Linked DNA regions of Homo sapiens: region 1 is linked to region 2. The links are chromatin loops, found by intact Hi-C in ENCODE. Cell type or tissue: Caco-2. All regions are shown on one strand. Region 1 overlaps SPMIP8 (sperm microtubule inner protein 8). Region 2 overlaps KIFC3 (kinesin family member C3).

Region 1 (2,500 bases), 190 kb after region 2:
CCTGTGTGGGGCGTGGGCAGGGCGTCCGTGCTCCCCCGACTCACCGCGCCCCTATCCCTGCTGCCCGCCTCAGTACTGCCTCAGCCAGAACCCCAGCCTGGACCGCTACGGACAGAAGCCCCTGCCTTTCGACTCCCTGTAAGTGACGCCACGCGCCCGGGGACCCCATATCTGGAGGAGGGAGGATGAGGTCTGGGCCGCTTTCCTAGCGCACAGGCAATGCCCCTTGAAAACGTGAGAACTGGGAAAAATTGGCTCCAATACACCAGAAACAAATTGCAATTTCAAATGAATACATGTGTAATTCCTACTAAACGGAGCACCTTGCCCTCCCTGACAACTCCACCCTTGCGGAGTGGAGGCGTTCGCATTGGGTGAAGGCGCCCTGGAACCCTTCAGGAGGGATGGCGGGGAGAGGGGGTGGCTCCCGAGGTCGAGTGAGGCGCCCAGAGAGGGTCGCCCCTTCCCATCTCGTGCTCACCCGCCCCGTTCTTTCCCAGGAACACTTTCCGAAGCTTCGGCTCCAGCTACAGGTAGGGGAACGGTCCTGTCCCGCCCCACAGCCAACCACGTTCTCATCCGACTGCTGGGGACAGCCTCGGGGCTCCCTGACTCTGAAACCCCCCTGCCCCAGCGAGGCCTGGCGAGGAGGAGGGGCCCTCCTGGGAGGGCGCGAGCTGCTTCGCTCTGGAGAGATCCGCCCCTGGCAAATGTGCAGCCCACTGGGGTGGGGGTGGACGCGGGAGGGGGTCCACATCCCACCAGGTTTGACTGGAGGAGGCCAAAAGGATAGGGCGAGGATGTTAACTAGAAGGAGAGAAAACAGACAAATAAGAAACACAAGGGAGAGAGCCGAGAATCTGCCTTTTAGGGTGCGGAGAGGCCCTAAGGGAGGGGGCTAAGTGGTCTTCCCGGCAGGGTCGCCCCACAAGTAAAGAGATAAGATAAGAACAAGAGTTCTTATCTCCAAGATAAGCACCTCTTGCAAGAGGTTGCAGGATACTCAAACATTTTCATAACTAAGCCATCTCTCACCCTCCCGGCCCCACTTTGTACACTCCAGCCAGACTAGACTCCCCCGAAACCCAGCAGACCAAGCACTCTTCACACCTTTGCCTGTGCTGTTTCAGCGCCTAGATGGCCCTTCCTCCTCTGCCTGGAAAACTCCTTCGTGCCATTATTATTATTATTATTATTATTATTGAGACGGAGTCTCACTCTGTCGCCCAGGCTAGAGTGCAATGGCCTGATCTCAGCTCACTGCAACCTCCGCCTCCCGGGTTCAAGCAATTCTCCTGCCTCAGCTTTCTGAGTAGCTGGGATTACAGGTGCGCATGACCAAGCTTGGCTAATTTTTGTATTTTTAGTAGAGATGAGGTTTCACCATGATGGTCAGGCTGGTCTCGAACTCCTGACCTTATGATCCACCCACCTCAGCCTCCCAAAGTATTGGGATTACAGGCGTGAGCTACAGTGCCCGGCCTCCTTCATGCTCTTCAAAGCCCAGCCCAGATGTGCCATCCTCCTTGAAGTCTTCCCCCACCCTCTGCCTCTCCCCACCGGCTCACACTCCCTCCCATTGGTCACTACCTTTGTGTCCCTGAGTATCGAGTGCAATACTCAGACTATTGCACTGTCATTATTGACAGAAACCAGCCTTCCCGTCTCCCACACGGGGAAACGTTTCTGGGTTTTGCTACCATATGATGCCTAACAGAGTAGGTTCACTAAATGATTGAAAAATGGGTGAAGCTGTTCATAGTTAGGTATCAATGGGAGAGAAGGATGAGGCACAGTCAAAGGAGGGAGGTTAGCTTGAAAGCTAAGGAGGACAGCTGAAAATACAGAAAACAGGGAGCCACTGAAGTCTCCTGAGCCACATAGAGGCTGGCTGGAAGCTGTGTTTTCAGATCCTAGAGGGGAAAAGCCTGATTTTTCCCCTAGGACACCCTGGAAACCCCCACCTCACCCCTACTTCTCTCCACAGTCGTGTCAACTACCTGACCCCCTGGCATTAATCTCTGGAAAGGAGGCTGACTCCCAGGCTGCCGGACGGTGCCACCTCAGGTCCCCTGGCCAGACAGAGGACTTATGGTGGCACCAGCCATCTCCCCAGGAGTTCAGCCTAACTAGAAATAAACCTAATGCTCCCTTAGAGACACACGCAATTGTCTCTGTCTGTGTGTGTTGCACAGCCTGGGAGAGGGTCAGGGCCACAGGATGACAGTATCTTACCCTTGCCCGTCCCCGGCCAACTCCTGGAGGACTGGTGGGGGGTTGGAGAAAAATGTCTGGTGACCTGGTTTGAGAGTCAGGGTGTAAGCCGCAAGGTCCAGCCAGAATTGAGATCCAAGAGCAAGAGATGTGCTCCAGCCCCTTGCCTGCAGCCCCACACCCAAGCCCCCTCCATTTCAGATCCTGAATTTGAGCCCTAAGAAGAAAGGGAGAGGGCTAGAAAGCTATTTTTAGGTGCCTTTTTGAAGCTCTTGTCATACTGGTG
Region 2 (2,500 bases):
TGTCCAGGCTGGTCGTGAACTCCTGGGCTCAAGCGATCCTCCTATCTCAGCCTCCCAAAGTGGTGAGATTACAGGCCTGAGCCACCGCGCCTAGCCTTACTTTGTCATTTTAAAGTCACTTGGTGATAACTGCAAGGGAGAAGACCCCAAGTTTTAGTGAATCCTCCATCTAGCTTTGAATTCTCACTTCAAACAAGGAAATATTCCCAAGGAAATACAAGGAAATACTCACATAACCATGTTTCAGAATAATCAACCACCCCAAACCTGCCTGTTTTCCCAATACCTTCTCCAAGCTCTGCCCATCTCAGCTAAGGCCCCATGCTTCCCATTTTAACACCTCAGCCAGGGCATGGCTGAAAAGCTCCTGTCAGCTCCTATGAGATTTCCCGTCTGACTTAATAAAGCAGGCTCCCAGGCAGAGGGGTCATGAGGGGCCCAACAGAGAGGTGCGAGGTGGGTCCCCGGCTCTCCCCAGGTGCTTCCTACCCCCAGAAGCCTGGCAGGAACCCAGCCACTGGAGCTCAGAGAGCCAAGGCACATGCAGCCTGGAAGGCCCCAGTGCTTACCTGCAGGGTCAGGTAGAGCCCGTGGGGGCTTCCGGGGCCAGCCCAGTCCACGCTAAGGGCTCGGCACTGAGCTAGGGCTGGGCGAGCTGCACTTCGGGCACTGGAGTCCTCGTCACCGCAGACTGGGGTATCTTTTCCACGCCCTGTCCCAGGACAGAGAGATAGGTGAGACACTCCGACCACTGGCCAAAGACTGCTAGCCATGGACCACTGGCCAGGGCCGCAGCTGAGCTCAGCTTTCACACATCCCTGGCTGGTCCAGATGTGGCCAGGAGGGGCTCACACACCCAAAAAACGCCTGCCCTGCAGAGGGGAAGGCCTGGCTCGGGGCAGTGGCTACGCTCCTTCCTTACCAAAAGCCGCCCAAAGATTCTCTTCTGGAAGGGGCCCAATACCCCACCGGAGGCTCCCCTATCCCCACAGTGGCTTTTGGGGCAGGCATCTGCTCAGCAGGGAAGTGGAAGGAAGCCATTGCCAGCCAGCCTGCATGAAGCTTTGAGGACTTGCACAGGGGCTATGGCTTTATTACCCCGGCTGCCTCTAGGTGGCAATTTCTTCCCTGACTTCATTAAGACAAAATCCAAACCAGGTGGCCCAGCCTCCGTTGCCTCCCCAAGCGTATTCAGAACCAGCTAACGTGCATCCCCTTGTGCCTCTGACACACCGCCTCCCTCACCCATGGGAGAGAGGGCGGGCTGTGGCAGCAATGCCCCAGCCACCCACCTCCACCTGCAGGGCTGAACAGGGTGGGATGGGGGCCAGCCTCACGAGTCATGAGGCACACTGCAGAGCCACTACCCTGGGGCGTAACAATATCCCGAGTGCCAGCCACTGGGCCAAGTGCTTTTCAGGCCTTACACACATTCTGTTTTTTTGGGCTTTTTTGTTTTTTTTTTTTTTTTTTTTTTTTTTTGAGACAGGGCCTCTCTCTGTTGCCCAGGCTGGAGTGCAGTGGTGCGATCTTGGCTCACTGCAACCTCCACCTCCCGGGTTCAAGCAATTCTTATACCTCAGCCTCCCGAGTAGCTGGGATTACAGGTGCGCACCACCAGCCCAACTAATTTTTGTATTTTTAGCAGACACAGAGTTTCACCATGTTGGCCAGGCTGGTCTTGAACTCCTAACCTCAAGTGATCTGCCCGCCTTGGCCTCCCAAAGTGCTAGGATTACAGGCGTGAGCCACAGCACCCAGCCTTTACACACCTTCTTGGTCCTCAGTTTGCTTGTCAATAAAATGGGGACAACTTCACAGCCCTGTGATAAGGATCAAATGGGATGAAATACACGTGGTGCCCATGTAGTGCCAGGCACACAGAAAGGGCCCACAGTACAGGCCAATAGGACTACAGTAGCCATCAGCTCCTCAAAACTCCCCAGGGAGGTGGGGGGCATTCTCCCCACCTGACAGGCAAAGAACCGGAAGCCTGGAAGGGTTAACAATGTGCCCAGGGTCACAGGGAGCCAGGATTCAAATCCCATGTGCTAATCAACCCTCTGCCAGCCAATTCTCAGGGTGGCAATATGGGGGTTGGTCGGGGGACTCAGAGGGGCCTGGGGCAGCTGAGCTGGCTGAGGCCCAGTGGCAGGCACGGCGCTTGCATTTCACACACAGGATTTCATCTGACCTTTGTCTTAAATTTTTTAAGTGGATAAAAGTCTGTATGGTCATATAATCTTCATAATACCCAATTTTTTCCTTCAGGTTAGAAAGCTGAGATAACACAATATTTCAAAGACCTATATGCATGCACACACACACACAGACACACACGACTAGAAGGCACTACATAAAATGTTCAGTGACTAACTTGTGATTTTTATTTCCTTTTTGATATTTTTCTATGTGTTTTAAGTTTTCTAAGGGAAAATGCTTTTGTTTTACCGGAAAAGCAATACTCATTCATATTACATTTGTAATACTTAGGACAACC

Evidence for each region. A loop is a pair of places that touch in the nucleus more often than their neighbours do. Peaks named below come from ENCODE experiments on the same cell type or tissue, not always from the same donor. Only the 100,000 strongest peaks of a DNase experiment are listed, where the experiment ranks them.
Region 1: it touches region 2 in a loop (2.5-fold over the local background); 6 of 110 quality-filtered maps call a loop at or near these places.

The regions. Positions count from the first base shown.
Region 1 is chr16:57,985,409-57,987,908 of GRCh38, forward strand. SPMIP8 (sperm microtubule inner protein 8) reads left to right here. Exons shown (of 8, transcript NM_199456.3): 6 at 74-138; 7 at 501-533; 8 at 1,988-2,500. The coding sequence ends at 2,018. Among named protein-coding and RNA genes, the nearest start is that of SPMIP8, 10 kb to the left of the region's middle. In Caco-2, no CTCF peak of the experiment used is centred here; a DNase peak (open chromatin) is centred at 1,003.
Region 2 is chr16:57,794,430-57,796,929 of GRCh38, forward strand. It overlaps KIFC3 (kinesin family member C3), which reads right to left. Exons shown (of 20, transcript NM_001130100.2): 3 at 570-712. Among named protein-coding and RNA genes, the nearest start is that of KIFC3, 6.8 kb to the right of the region's middle. RefSeq lists enhancers at 185-1,003, 1,004-1,820. In Caco-2, a CTCF peak has its summit at 1,101 (motif pointing right); a DNase peak (open chromatin) is centred at 1,132.